Regions from separate parts of the Homo sapiens genome. Here region 2 is linked to region 1. A link is an interaction called in ENCODE POLR2A ChIA-PET data of the cell type or tissue named here. Cell type or tissue: OCI-LY7. All regions are shown on one strand.

The links. Peaks named below come from ENCODE experiments on the same cell type or tissue, not always from the same donor. Only the 100,000 strongest peaks of a DNase experiment are listed, where the experiment ranks them.
Region 2: POLR2A ChIA-PET joins it to region 1 with 12 read pairs; 2 of 35 experiments call an interaction of 5 or more read pairs at or near these places.

The regions. Positions count from the first base shown.
Region 1 is chr2:47,714,537-47,722,536 of GRCh38, forward strand. No RefSeq gene overlaps it. Among named protein-coding and RNA genes, the nearest start is that of MSH6, 65 kb to the right of the region's middle. RefSeq lists enhancers at 4,345-4,394, 6,944-7,749. In OCI-LY7, CTCF peaks have their summits at 1,970 (motif pointing right) and 2,187; DNase peaks (open chromatin) are centred at 1,985, 2,321, 4,330, 4,725 and 3 weaker places; H3K4me3 peaks cover 3,967 bases; H3K27ac peaks cover 8,000 bases.
Region 2 is chr2:47,804,097-47,812,096 of GRCh38, forward strand. It overlaps MSH6 (mutS homolog 6), which reads left to right. Exons shown (of 10, transcript NM_000179.3): 6 at 814-931; 7 at 1,522-1,611; 8 at 2,108-2,262; 9 at 2,356-2,555; 10 at 2,683-2,857. The coding sequence ends at 2,764. It overlaps FBXO11 (F-box protein 11), which reads right to left. Exons shown (of 23, transcript NM_001190274.2): 19 at 6,220-6,330; 20 at 5,504-5,611; 21 at 5,062-5,170; 22 at 4,233-4,331; 23 at 2,824-4,151. The coding sequence ends at 4,022. Among named protein-coding and RNA genes, the nearest start is that of MSH6, 25 kb to the left of the region's middle. In OCI-LY7, no CTCF peak of the experiment used is centred here; no DNase peak of the experiment used is centred here; H3K27ac peaks cover 588 bases.

The DNA.
Region 1 (8,000 bases):
AAATGAAAAGAGCTGGGCATGGTGGCTCACACCTGTAATCTCAACACATTGGGAAGCCAAGGCAGGAGGATCACATAAGGCCAGGAGTTTGAGACCAACCTGGGTAACATAGTGAGAGCCTCGTCTCTATAGAAACTTTTTTTTTTTTTTTTTTTTTTTTTTTTAAGACAGAATCTCACTCTCTTGCCCAGGCTGGAATGCAGTGGCAAGATGTCGACTCAACACAACCTCTGCTTCCCGGGTTCAAGCAATTCTCCTGCCTCAGCCTCCCAAGTAGCTGGGATTACGGGGGCCCACCACCATGCCCAGCTAATTTTTGTATTTTTAGTAGAGATGGGGTTTCACCATCTTGGCCAGACTGGTCTTGAACTCCTGACCTCATGATCCACCCGCCTTGGCCTCCCAACGTGCTGGGATTACAGGCGTGAGCCACCGTGCCCAGCTGAAAATTTTTTTTAAATTAGCCAGCAGTGGTGGTATGTGCCTGTAGTTCTAGCTACTTGGGAGGCTGAGGTGGGAGGATTGCTTGAGCTCAGGAGTTTGAGGCTGCAGTGAGCTATGATCACACCATCACACTCCAACCCGGGTGACAGAGTAGGACCTTGTCTCTAAAACTAAATAAATTAATTTAAATTAAAATTTAAAAAATTTTTTAAAAGAAAATGGAAACATAAGCCATAGGCTAGGATGTGCCTATATCCCATGCCATATTTGTAACTCATATTTCTGACAAATAACTTGTATCCAGATTATGTAAAGAATTCATACAGCAATTTTAAAGAAACAACACAATAAAAATAGTGAAAAGACTTGAACAGACACTTCACAAAGAAAGTGGGCTGGGCATGATGACACATGTCTGTAATCCCAGCACTTTCGGAGGCTAAGGTGGGCTGATAGCTTGAGCTCAAGAGTTCAAGACCAGCCTGGGCAACGTGGTGAAACCTTGTCTCTACAAAAAAATACAAAAATTAGGCAAAGTGGCACACACCTGTAATCCCAGCTACTCAGGGCTGAGGCACGAGAATCGCTTGAACCGAGGAGGCAAAGGTTGCAGTGAGCCTAGATTGTGCCATTGCACTCTGTCCTGGGCAACACAGTCTCAAAAAAAAAGGGATATGCAAATGACCAGTAAGTGCATGAAAAGGTATACGTTACTCCTCAGACAAATAAACATTAAAACCGCAATGAACTATATACCATTTTGCACCGCTATAATGACTAAAATTCAAAAGACAGACGATAACAAATGTTAGCAAAGATGTACAGCAGTTGGAATTCTCATTAAATGCTCATAAAAATGTAAAATGATACAACCACTTTGGAAAACAGTTTGGCAATTTCTTATAAAGTTAGGCAGTTAAACATACACCTACTCTATGACCTAGCATTTCCACTTTTAAGTATTTACCAAGATAAATGAAACTATCCACAAAAATACTTGTGTCCAAATGTTCATAGTAACCTTATTTCTACTAGACCAAACTGGGAAACAACCCAACTGTCCTTAAACAGATGAATTGTGATAAAAATTGTGATATATCCATACTATGATGTCTAACTCAACATTAAAATGGAAAAAAAATTTGGCCAGGCCCAATGGCTTGTGCTACTTGGCCAAGAAAGTTCTATATCTTGATTGAAGTTGTGGGCAGCACGCCATCCAGGTGCCGAGGCAAGAGACCCAGGGCATGAGCTGTTCCAGTATAATAAAATATATGAAACAACAAGAGTTATACTAGATCTGAGTTATACTAGATCTAGATCTAGACGTGATTATATATGAATATCATTAATCATTAGTTTGTAGCAATTACTCTTTATTCCAATATTTTAATAATCCTTGCTCTATAATCATAACTTAGGAAAAACCAGGCCATACAGAGATAGGAGCTGAGGGGACATAGTGAGAAGTGACCAGAAGACAAGAGTGTGAGCCTTCCGTTATGCCCGGACACGGCCACCAGAGGCCTCCTTGGCCTAGCGGTAATGCCAGCATCTGGGAAGACACCCATTGCCAAGCAGACTGTGGTCTAGCAGTAGCGTCAGTGCCAAGGAAAAACACCCACTACTTAGCAGACCAGGAAAGGGAGTCTCCCTTTCCCCGGGGGAGTTTAGAGAAGACTCTACTCCTCCACCTCTTGTGGAGGGCCTGACATCAGTCAGGCCCACCCGCAGTTATCCGGAGGCCTAACCGTCTCCCTGTGATGCTGTGCTTCAGTGGTCATGCTCTTAGTCCGCTTTCATGTTCCATCCTGTACACCTGGCTCTACCTTTTAGATAGCAGTAGCAAAATTAGTGAAAGTACTAAAAGTCTCTGATATGCAGAAATAATGGTGTAAGCTGTCTCTCCCTCTCTCTCTCTCTGTCTCTCTGCCTCGGATGCCTGGCAGGGAAGGGCCCCCTGTCCAGTGGACACGTGACCCACGTGAGCTTACTTATCATTGGAGATGGCTCACACTCCTTACCCTGCCCCTTTGTCTTGTATCCAATAAATATCAGTGCAGCCTGGCATTCGGGGCCACTACCGGTCTCTGCGTCTTGGTGGTAGTGGTCCCCTGGGCCCAGCTGTCTTGTCTTTTATCTTTTTATCTTGTGTCTGTATTTTTACAATCTCTCATTTCTGCACATGGGGAGAAAAACCCACCGACCCTTTGGGTCTGGACCCTACAGAGGTGATGGTTAGATGGGAATATGCATTTGTCATAACTCATTAAGGGCCAGGCACAGTGGCTCACAGCTGTGATCCTGGCACTTTGGGAGTCTGAGGTGGGATCACTTGAGGCCAGGAGTTCCAGATCAGCCTGGGAAACAAAGTGAGACCCCTTGTCCCTAAAAAAAAATTTAAAAATTAGCTAGGCAAGGTGGTACACGCCTGTGGTCCCAACAACTCAAAAGGCTAAGGTGGGAGGATGACTTGAGCCTAGGAGTTCAAGGCTATAGTGAGCCATGATTGCACCACTGCACTCCAGCCTGAGTGACAGAGCAAGATCCTGTCTCCAAAGAGAAAAAAAACCAACTCATTGAGCTATCTAGTTTAAATATGCAGTTTATTGTTTGTAAATTATATCTGAATAAATTTTACTTTATTTATTTTTAGAGACAGGGTCTCACTCTGTCACCCAGGCTGGAGTGCAGTGGTACCATCACGGCTGCCTGCATGCAGCCTTGCCCTCCTGGGCTCAAGCCATTCTCTTACCTCAGCCTCCCAAGTTGCTGGGACCACAGGCATCCACCACCATGCCCAGCTAATTTTTAAATTATCTGTAGAGATGAGGTTGCACTATGTTGCCCAGGCTGATCTCAAACTCCTGGCCTCAAGCAATTCTCCCACCTCGGCCCCCCAAAGTACTGAGATTATAGATGTGAGCCACTGAGCCTGCCTAAATTTGACTTCATAAAAAGAATTATTTGGCAACCACTAGATGCCAGGTTTGTAAGCTGAGAAGAAAGAATGAACAAAGAGGAAATAGTTGAAGATATAGGAGAAAAGGGATAGCAGACAAGGTCCCTGAGAAAGCGAGAAGGAAGGAAACTCAGAGCCCAGACGGAGGAGTTTGCCATGGCTGATGCAGTGAACTCTGAGGCACAAGGGAAGGCAGGCAATGGGAGAGGGAGCTGACTAGAAACAGGTAGAAGGGGCTGGGCATGATGGTTCATGCCTGTAATCCCAGCACTCTGGGCAGCTGAGATGAGAAGATTGCTTGAGGCCAGGAGTTCAACACCAGCCTGAGCAACATAGTGAGACCTCATCTCTATTTAATTTAATGTATATATGACCGTCAGGCCATGCCATAGCCCCGCTGAGCCTGGCGACCTTGGATCTTCAATCTCCCCAAGAATGGAATTTCTCCAGCATTGCTCAGTAACCTGGAGGAGGAGGCAGAGAGTCCAGAGTTTGGGGAGTTGAGGTCGGGCATGGTGGCTCATGCCTGTAACCCCAGCACTTTGGGAGGCCAAGGCGGATCAGCTGAGGTCAGGAGTTTGAGACAAGCCTGGGCCAACATGGTAAAACCCCGTCTCTACTAAGAATACAAAAATTAGCTGGACATGGTGGCAGGCGCCTGTAGTCCCAGCTACTCAGGAGGCTGAGGCAGGAGAATTGCTTGAACCCAGGAGGTGGAGGTTTCAGTGAGCTGAGATCATGCCACTGCACTCCAGCCTGGGCAACAGAGCAAGACTCCATCTCAAAAAAAAAAAAAAAAAAAAAAAAAAGTTTGGGGAGTTTAAAGCAGGTGGCATGAAAGAAAAAAATGGTTAGAGTTGGAGGCATTGACAGGTAACTTGGAAGACACAGCCTTCGGAGGGCTCAGCTGGGTGGGGAAGGAAGTGAAGCCAGGAGGAGCATAGGTAAAGAAAAGGGAAAGCTTGAGGGGCAGGTGGAACAAGTAAGAGTCTGGGGGTAGGAGATGGTGGTTAGGCTGGATTTGGAACTGAAATTCTCTTTAGCTTCTGTCTGCTCCTCTTTAGCTCACAGACAAAGCATTTAAGATTTCTTTGACAACCTGCGTTTCAGTAAATTCCACATATTTGTTGAAAGCCTATTGTATAGGAATCTGAACTGTCTTGTAAAGGGAAGTTTGTGTAGGTTGTTTCTGCCTAGTAGAAGATAAATTCTCCTGCAGCTGTATTCATACAGCTCTGTATCCTCCCACTTCAGCAGCAAACGTCACACTGCATCTTTAAGTCGATAACCTAAATATATATCTCACACCCTTTAGTCCACAGTTTCACTTTTAAGAATTTATTCTTATGAGTGTGTTTGCATATGTGTGCAACGACTTCGATACAAGAGTATTCATTTGAATACCATTTGTAATAGCAGTCCTAGGAGGGCTGACATCACTGAGAGGCTGGTTTAATAAATAATGGCACTTCTGTGCAATGGCATGCCATTGCATTCATCACAACAACAGGAAAATGATTTGGGTACTGATATGAACTTATTTTAAAAATGTATTACTTAGCCTGGGCACCATAGGGAGACTATGTCTCATTCATATATATTAGAGACTCCTGTAGTCCCAACAGCTTGATAGGCTGAGGTGAGAGGATCGCTTGAGCCCAGGAGGTTGAGGTTATAGTGAGCTATGATACCCACTGCATTCTAGCTTGGGCTTCAGAGTGATAACCTGTATCAAAAAAAAAAAAAAAAAAAAAGGAAAGAAAAAAGAAATGTATTGCTTACAGTGAAAATGAAAATAGGGCACAGAACAGGGGCAATGGTGTTTTATCTTTTCTATAAAAATAAAAAACACATATACACTTAGGAACTGGTGTCACTCCTGAGGCAGGATAGGGAGGAGGGACCTTTACAATTTTATGTGATTTTACCCTTAAAATTTGAGGAGAAAGTGAGAGAGAGAGGAAGAGAGACTTCACTTGTTAGTTTCTGGAGGGACAGGGAAAAGTACGACCTACAAAATGAAGCTCTAATGGTGGAATTTCAGGACTTGAACCCCCCGGCATCCCTCAGTAGTCACTATGCTGCTGACCTCTATCCAGCACCTCCCAGAGCTGATAGAAGATATGTCGCTGGCTCTAAACGACTGGACTTAAGAGGCCAGGCCTCTGGAAAGGGGGATGCATAAAGCATCTATGTACAAACACCTCACCAATCCATCACTGAGCTACTCAGCAACCTCACCAGAACATAGCTGAGAATCAAAACTTTTGGTTTTCTTGAGACAGGGTTTCACTCTATTGCTCAGGCTGGAGTGCAGTGGTGCAAGCACGACTCACTGCAGCCTTGACCTCCCAGGGTTAAGCAATCCTCCCACCCCACCCTCCCAGTAGCTGGCACCACAAGCATGTGCCACCAGACCCAGCTAATTTTTTTTCTTTTCTCTTTTTTGAGATGAGTTCTCACCATGTTGTCCAGGCTGGTCTTGAACTCCTGGCTTCAAGTGATCCTCCTGCCTCAGCCTCCCAGATTACTGGGATTACAGGTATGAGCCACTGCACTCTGCCCAGAACTTTTTTTTCTACTGACTCTGAAGTGTTACCATAGATGATACTGAAACTCATACATTTCCTTGCTCCTCAGTCAGAGCCCATGTTCCCCTTCTGGGGATCCACTTGGCCCTCCAGAATAAGTGTGAAGATTATTTTAAACCGAAGACACTAGAGATACAGCAGATGCAGAAAGAAGCCTTTTTGGAACTTCCTTTATTTCACTAAAAGGAAGAGCCTTCTGGGAGTAAAGTTGCCATAAATCTCCTCTCCAGAGGAGCTCACTCCCAGGAAGAACACCAACCACTCATGTAGACAAACATAAACATCAGCAACAAACTCCCATCTCTTCCATTTGTTTCTCTAAAAGTCCATTTGTCTTTCCTCAAATGTCCATGTGTCTTTCCCATAGAAGCCTTTCTCTCGCTCTCTTTTCCTTATTAGGTTGAGATCAATGAGCTTCTTTATCTGAACGTTCCTGCATGCATATAAATAAAACTTGTTTTCTTTTTCTTTTTTTTTTTTTTTTTTGAGACTGAGTCTCGCTCTGTCGCCCAGGCTGGAGTGTAGTGGCGCGATCTCAGCTCACTGCAACCTTTGAACCTACCGGGTTCAAGCAATTCTCTGCCTCAGCCTCCCTAGTAGCTGGGATTATAGGCGCCCGCCACCACGCCTGGCTAATTTTTTTGTATTTTTAGTAGAGGCGGGGTTTCATCATGTTGGCCAGCCTAGTCTTGAACTCCTGACCTCGTGATTCACCTACCTCGGCCTCCCAAAGTGCTGTGATTACAGGTGTGAGCCACCGTACCCAGCCAACTTGTTTTCTTTTTCTGTTTTGTTTTTGAGAGAGGCTTTTGCTCTGCTGCCCAGGCTGGAGTGCAGTGGCACAATCATGGCTCGCTGCAGCCTCAACCTCCTGGGCTTAAGCAATCCTTCTACCGCAGCATCCTGCATAGCTGACACTACAGACGCATGCCACCATGCCTGGCTAATTATGGGATCTCACTTTGTTGCCCAGGCTGGTCTTGAACCCCTGGGCTGAAGCGATCCTCCCACCTTAGCCTCCCAAAATGCCAGGATTAAAGGCGTGAGCCACCTCGCCCGGCCAAACTTGTTTTATTTTTGCCTGTTTATCTGTCTATTGTCAGTTAATTTGCGGGCCCCTGATCATTGGACCTAAGTCCTCAGTAGAGAAAAAGATTTTTATCCCATAAACCTTCCATACGGAGTTTTTAACTAAGCCTGGTTAACAAATTTTCTTTTTCTTTCTTTTTTTTTTTTTAATTGATCATTCTTGGGCGTTTCTCGCAGAGGGGGATTTGGCAGGGTCACAGGACAATAGTGGAGGGAAGGTCAGCAGATAAACAAGTGAACAAAGGTCTCTGGTTTTCCTAGGCAGAGGACCCTGCGGCCTTCCGCAGTGTTTGTGTCCCTGGGTATTTGAGATTAGGGAGTGGTGATGACTCTTAACGAGCATGCTGCCTTCAAGCATCTGTTTAACAAAGCACATCTTGCACCGCCCTTAATCCATTCACTGGTTAACAAATTTTCAAGCCAATGGGGAAAACAGCAAATTACAAGGGGAGAAAGAGATGATTTCAGGCAGAAGCCTTCCTTCAACTTCATTGTGACGGATGACAACCTAGCGTTGGAAGGAGAGAAAAAAAAATCCATTTAAAAAAATAAAAAAGCCAGGCATGGTGGCTCACGCCTGTAATCCCAGCACGGAGGCCGAGGCAGGAGGACCCCTTGAAGTCAGGAGTTCAAGACCAGCCTGGCCAACATGGTGAAACCCCGTCTCTACTAAAAATACAAAAATTAGCTGGGCATGGTGGTGCGTGCCTGTAATCCCAGCTACTGAGGAGGCTGATGTGCGAGAATCGCTTGAACCCAGGAGGTAGAGGTTGCAATGAGCTGAGATCATGCACTCCAGCCTGGATGACAGAGTGAGACTCTGTCGCGAAAAACAAGCCAGGAACAGCAGCTTGTGTCTGTAATTCGAGCACTTTGGGTGGCCACGTCAGGAGGATCTCTTGAGCCCAGGAGTT
Region 2 (8,000 bases), 90 kb after region 1:
TGTTGAAAACTGCTCTTTAGGGATGACATGCTGGCCCTTTTTTTTTTGTTGTTGCCAAGGCTGAAGTGCAGTGGCACCATCACAGCTCACTGCAGCCTCGAACTCCCAGGTTCAACCCTTCCTCCTGCCTCAGCCTCCCCAGTAGCTGGGACTACAGATGTACACCATCATGCCTAGCTCATTTTTAAAAAAATTTTTTATGGCATTGTATTTATCTTCTCTTTATAACCAGGGGTTGACCAGCCACAGAACTTGTAAAGTTTTTTATATTTTTAAAAGGTTGTAAGAAATAGTAGTAGTTGGCTGGTCCCCGCTGCTCTCCTGCATTATAGTATACTTCTGTTCACCTAGTTTGCTAGAGAGAGGCAGTATAGTGTGTATAGTGATTTCCAAACTTTTTCTTTAAATCAGAATCACCTGAAAGAATGTGACAACGTGTAAAAAAAAAAAAAAAGGTGCAGAGATTCCATCCTGACATGGATTCACTTGATTGGAATTGATTCTAGGCATCTCAGTAGTTTTAAAGAGCTCCTAGGTGATTCTATTCTGGCCAGCGTTGAGAATCACTAGGGTAGTGGGTTGGTAAGCAGGCTCTGATGTTTTAAAGGCCAGGTGAGGCCCTATGCCTCTTGTCTCTCTTAGCCTCAACTTTCTCCATGTTAGCAAATGGATTTCAGAACAGAACCAACGTACATGTGATTGTGAAAGTTGTTTTAGAGTGCCTAGCTCTTACGTAAGGGTTCATAAGAAAGACAAAAGTTTATGAAACTGTTACTACCAGTCATAAAAGACCTTTTCCTCCCTCATTCACAGGCTGGCTTATTAGCTGTAATGGCCCAGATGGGTTGTTACGTCCCTGCTGAAGTGTGCAGGCTCACACCAATTGATAGAGTGTTTACTAGACTTGGTGCCTCAGACAGAATAATGTCAGGTGAGTTTTTTGTTTCCCACTTAAGTTCTCATTCAGTCATTTAGATGTGATAAAAGATATTTGCTTCTTGTATATGAGCCTTTTAAATCTAATATTTGATTTTTCTGGTGTTACTTTAAAAACATCACTTTTTAAGAACTGCATAGTCTCTCTCTCTTTTTTTTTTTTTTGAGATGGAGTTTCCCTCTTGTTGCCCAAGCTGGAGTGCAATGGCACGATCTTGGCTCACTGCAACCTCTGCTTCCAGGTTCAAGTGATTCTCCTGCCTCAGCCTCTCGAGTAGCTGGGATTACAGGCGCATGCCATCACGCCCAGCTAATTTTTTGTATTTTTAGTAGAAGCGGGGTTTCACCATGTTAGGCTGGTCTCTTAACTCCTGACCTCAGGTGATCTGCTTGCCTCGGCCTCCCAAAGTGCTGGGATTACAGGCGTGAGCCACCGTGCCCGGCCAATAATTGCATAGTCTCTTAATGAGATTTAATCTTTTATACCAATATGTGTAGCTCATGATAGCTATATAACCTAGAAGATGAATTTATGTAATATGATTTGCAAAATGAGTATTCATTTGTGATTTTTTTTTTTTTAAGGTGAAAGTACATTTTTTGTTGAATTAAGTGAAACTGCCAGCATACTCATGCATGCAACAGCACATTCTCTGGTGCTTGTGGATGAATTAGGTAAGACATTAAACTTCTCATTTGAAGACTATCTATCTTAAAAACATTTGTACAAATAACTATTTTTATAGAAGATTATCTGAAGTACATTTAAACAATATGAATGTTTTTAGAGCACGCACTCACCATTGTGGCACAGACCGATAGTTGGAGATAAAAGGTGATATTGTGAAAGGTTTTTGATTACCCATTAATTATTAGGCCTTACACTGTTTAGTTGTAATAAAACATTTGTTATACTACGGGGATGAGAACACTAATAGGAGGACTCAGGAAGTTTATGACCTTGAGCGATACTGTATTTTCTTTAAAAGAAACCTCACTCCCCATGGGCTGCTAAGCAGACTCGTGTAGCTAAACAAGGCCTATTTATAGAATGCTTTTAGACGTGGATGTACTAACCGATGTTGCTTTTCTGTCCTAGCATTTTTGTTTTAATTCCTTTTTTGTTTTAATTCCTTTGAGTTACTTCCTTATGCATATTTTACTTTAACAGGAAGAGGTACTGCAACATTTGATGGGACGGCAATAGCAAATGCAGTTGTTAAAGAACTTGCTGAGACTATAAAATGTCGTACATTATTTTCAACTCACTACCATTCATTAGTAGAAGATTATTCTCAAAATGTTGCTGTGCGCCTAGGACATATGGTATGTGCAAATTGTTTTTTTCCACAAATTCGGTTTTTTGAGAGGGCACTTCTCTTGCTAGCACATGTATCGCTAATATTTTTCTTTCTTAAGGCATGCATGGTAGAAAATGAATGTGAAGACCCCAGCCAGGAGACTATTACGTTCCTCTATAAATTCATTAAGGGAGCTTGTCCTAAAAGCTATGGCTTTAATGCAGCAAGGCTTGCTAATCTCCCAGAGGAAGTTATTCAAAAGGGACATAGAAAAGCAAGAGAATTTGAGAAGATGAATCAGTCACTACGATTATTTCGGTAACTAACTAACTATAATGGAATTATAACTAACTGACCTTAAGTTTCAAAGAAACAGTAAAAGGGGAAGGGATGATGCACTATGAAAAAACAAAAAAACTTTTTTTTTTTTTTTTTTAATTTTAAGGGAAGTTTGCCTGGCTAGTGAAAGGTCAACTGTAGATGCTGAAGCTGTCCATAAATTGCTGACTTTGATTAAGGAATTATAGACTGACTACATTGGAAGCTTTGAGTTGACTTCTGACAAAGGTGGTAAATTCAGACAACATTATGATCTAATAAACTTTATTTTTTAAAAATGACCATTTTTCCATTTTCTTTCTAGGAAATTAAACCCTTTTAATTCTTATCTACCTTCTACATAATGGTTATTGAATACTCCACAATATATTAAGTCTAGATGTTATGGTACATGCATACACTTTCAGGCTGTTTTATACCCACTGTCACCAATACACATAAATGGGGGAGGAAAAGCTATGAAACTGTATAGGGCTGTATATATACTTGTCTCAGCTTAATGCAGGAAATTGGTTTAATTTCCAGCAGTTTTGTCTAAACTGTTCAAAAAAAAACTATGAACAGAGTTCAAATACAGGACTGTTTGTTTTGAAGAGACTTTCTAAAGTGTACTTAAAACATAGTAGTTTTTTACCTTTCACAAAACTGAGTTACAAGAATACTTTTGTTTTACAGTGCATCCCTTCCTAGGAAGTCTCATTAAAACACTCACTTTTTCTAGGGGTGATTTTGAATGCTGCACAGGGAAGGGAAGGAAATAATAGTCTTAACTTTTCTTAAAGGATACCAGAAACATTGCTGGATATAATTTAAGATTAGTGTTTTCTCTTTCATAGAAAGAACGTACATACTGGGACATGAGTACAGTTACAGCAAGTCTAGGTGTGCTAACAAAACAGGGCACATTCAAGTACAGTAAGATTTTGCTTGAAATTAAAAACAAACTACATGAGATTAAAGCATTAAAATCATATTTCTCAATCTGAATACATGTTAAAAAAAAAAAATCAAAAGGAACGCAGAAGTGCTAGCTCACATTTTTACCATATTACAAAAGCAATTGGTACCCATGTCCATAAAGGCAGCAACAAAGCTGCTTGTCTATTGAAGATTACTACTGCAAATTGGACTGCATTCAATGCTAGTTGTAAAAACACCAGCTTTTCAGAAGTTGGTATCTGTACAAAATTGCAGCTTATTTTCTTCACTTCTGTCCCTTCAAGTCTTTACACAGTAATGCTAAAACACCCAGCTTTGAGATCCTGAGTCAATATATTGCCACTTTCTTTTTGGTAGCTTGAGCTTCATAGTGTCAACTGACCTTGTGTATCCATTTTTAATACAGTCTCTTCCTGTAGCATGGGCAAATATTTTAAATCTTCTTCCAAAAAAGTGTTTTAAGTTATGATGTTACAATGGCAGGACTTTTTCTTTAGGGAAGGAATTCAGTTGTGCTGCAATGTATTAGATTCTATAGGTGGAGCAGAGTCATATAGTGTATCTGTATCATGTGTAGGCTCACCAGCTAATGTACAAGGATTAGACAGTGTTCCAGCACCACAGTCACAGAAAAACCTAAAGCAAAATGAAACCCAAATATTAGAAAAGTGAGGGGGAAAGTAATTGGGTAATATATCAAGCAAGTGTGCTACATACCTATCATGTCTAATAAACTCTACATCATGTCCCTGATGGCACTTCTTAATGCAGTTCACACATATGGCATTTCGATCTGTGGTGTTACAAGTATGACATCTAAAAAGCAAAAGCTTAAATTACTTTTCTCAAACATGTCATTAATGCAAAACATTCCATTCTGTTTATATATTACTATGACCTTTGGCTTTAAGAGGACCAAAACAAAATTCTTTGTGGCTCCAGCCCAGATTAATTCTGAAAAGGAACTTTAATGGAGTAAGTGATTTTCCTGTCATCTGTGTCTTCGGAGGGAAGAGAAATGATTTGTAAATTGTATAAAGGCAGTTCTTTCCACTTTAAAAGCCTCTCAAATGTTTCTGGGCTGAAAACAATTTTTGGAGGCGTGAAGAGTCAAAACTGTCACAGTGACTGGGATATATCAAACACTTAACCCCGACATCTTTACCTTGAAATTTCTAGGAAAACATTACACAACATGAGTTACATGAATGACATCAGTTACTGTAGCATTAGGTTTTTCCATAGTTATGGTCTTTGTTTTGTTTTGTAGAGACAGGGTCTCCCTATGTTGCCCAGGCTGGTTTAGAACTCCTGGGCTCCAGTGATCCTCCCACTTCAGCCTCCCAAAGTGCTAGGATTACAGGCATAAGCCACCACGCCTACCCACAGTTACAGTCTTAAACACGATCTTCAAGTAGATTGATGATAAAATTTTCAGTTAGTTATAGTCTCAACACCGGCAAATAGCCAAAAATGCTAGGCATTGCTAATTTAAAAAGGAAATCAGTCTTCCTCTTTTCAGGACTCAAATATATTTCTAAGTTACCTGTAGAAATCATGCATGGGATAGCTGGTATAACTTGATATTTTATATAAACATTGGCCTCTACTAACAGCCTTTTCTATGGCATCTTGATTGTTCATTATTTTGTTATCTGTAATAAAAGAAAGAATAAGTAAAAATTCAGAGGAATGTTAATATTTTAAAAACCAAAGATTATAGGATTATTCTAACAGAAGAGCCACTATTTTTAAGAGCTTTAAATGAAGCTAACCAATGAAGTAATTGTAAGAAATCAGCTAAGAATAGAATTTTCCTTGTATAAGATACTCCAACCATTTAGAACCAAAGCTCTGTTTCTTTCAAAATCTATCTTAAACTGTTGCTAACTTGGAGAGTGACATAAGGAATCAAGTTATAAAACGGCTTCTGATTATCTTTCATGGCATATTGCATATATTTATAGGTATAGCAGACTCCAACATACCTTTCATTGTCACATTAACACCAGATGCTAAAAATAAGCCTCCAAACCGGTTGTTAAAAATCTGATTGCCTTCTAGTGTTGCAGTTGCGTGATTTGTAATTTCAATACCTGAAGTAAAATTTACAAACAAGTAGATACATCACTTTATACTGCTTCTTAAAAACCTGAAATTAGCAAGCAAATGTAAACTGCTTCTTTTATAGAAGTACATTAACCCTCTTAATGTCTACTGAATAAAATGTAGATACCTATTTCAACCACCAACAGTAACATTCACTTATCAATGACTATGGTCAAAACTGCAATTAACTTTCGCACCAACCTAACTGTCTTAAAGTTTAAATACATGATACTTGGATTTCATTTGCATCCATTTTAACATCTCTTTTTCTGTTGCAGATTTAAACTGGTAAATTCATCTGAGGAATTGAATCTATCTGTATTCCTAGTGGTAATACAAGCCTGCATTTATTCTATCCCAATAAATGTTTCATAATCACGACTAAGCAATAAGAGCAATATTTCTTAGGAGTCTGGCTTAGAGTAGAAGAATCCAGAACTTGATTAGGTGCTCTTGTAAGTGAATGAACAGGCATTCAGCCACTTCAGCACACTTTGCACATTTTAGTTAATAAGCAAAACAAAATGAATATACTCCACATCAAACACTTTGCAGAACTATATATAAGCCACAGGTAAGAAAAGAAAATACAAACCTGCGGCAAATCCATCAAATATTCTGTTTTTCCTTAAGATTGGATGACTATTAGTGCTGATGAGAACACCTGCTTGAGCATTCCTGAAAATATCATTTTCTTCAAGGAGACCTATAATAAAATATTTCCTTAGATTAAGGCTAATGCATATAACAGACTACTAACCTTTTTGGTGGTATTTAGGTTTGCTTTTAGTTTCTTATTTAACTGCATGGTAAAATTCACAGGACTATTTTTTCAGCCAAAACAAGTTTATTAGCAATTCAGAGGTATTAAGGATCTAACAAAATTGCTACAATGACAGGTAAGAGCATTCTGACCAATAATCTGCCATCTCCATGATAGCAGGGTCCATGTCTAAGTTTACTCAGCACTTCATCTTCAGAGCCAGGTGCATAGGTGATTCTCAATGAGTATTGCTGAATTAAAGCTAATTCCTTTGAAATATTTCTAGAACCTTTGTATCCTCTTTGTTTTTAGTTCAGGCAAGCAAGCCCTTATTTCTGGCCCTTATTACTATAATCATTTCCTGATGAGTTTCCTTTATTCCAGTTTCATCTGCTGCATAGTTTCCAATCAGTTAACTGCAACTCTTATCATGCCTCTTTCTCTAACAAACTACTTTCAGAATAAAGTTTAATATCACCTTGCCTTTCAAAATATCCCTCCAACCTACTTGTTTGTCTTAATGTGAGACATGGTTTTATTTCTGTAGACATTTAATCCCTCTGGTATTTCACATTATTGACCTAAACTTTCACCTGGATGAGTGGGAAAAATCTGACTCAGTAACTTCTTGGGGTCCTCCTCCTGTTCACTCCCTGGGTATTAATATTTCTGGGTTCTGTCCCTCATTTCCCTCTGCATACTCTTTGGGTGATCTTACATCTTGCAACTATTGCATATACACTGTTGCTTTTTAATTTTTGAGACAGAGTCTCACTCTGCCACCCAGGCTGGAGTGCAATGGTGTGATCTTGGCTCACTGCAACCCCTGCCTCCGGGTTCAAGCAATTCTCCTGCTTCAGCCTCCCAAGCAGCTGGGATTACAAGCACCTGCCACCACACCTGGCTAATTTTTGTATTTTTAGGTTTCACCATGTTGGCCAGGCTGGTCTCAAACTCCTGACCTCAAATGATCCACCCACCTGGGCCTCCCCCAAAGTGCTGGGGTTACAGGCATGAGCCACTGCACCCGGCCACTGTTGCTAATTCTTTAATCTATTCCTTTAGCTTAGTATAATGAATCACATTCTGGTCATAACCAATTTGGATATTCCAGAAGACAACCTTGGATTCAGTGTTTAAAAACTGACCTTACTAATGTTTTCCAGAAACCATTTCCTATATAACTTACCTCAGTGAAAGGTAGTCACCCACCCAAATCAGAATCCTGAGCACCCATCATATTTCACTTTACTTTCAACCCCCATATTAAATCAATGACCCAGTCCTGTTGGTTCCACCCTTTTTATAGAGATACGGTCTTACTACATTGCCTAGGCTGGTTTCCAACTCCAGACTCAAGTGATACTCCTGCCTTAGCCTCCAGAGCAGCTGGAAGTACAGGTGTGAGCCACTGTGCCCAGTTGGTTCTGTCCTTTTAAGTATCATTAACATGTCCCACCCCCTGCCCCCCCAACCTTTTCACACCCTTATGCTATCATTTTAGTTTAGGCTCTCATTATTTATTGCCTGAGTTATTCCAAGTCCCTGTCTCTAATCTTGATTATTTCCACTACACCTCAAGTGCTATTGCTAAGATGGATTCCAAACTCCTT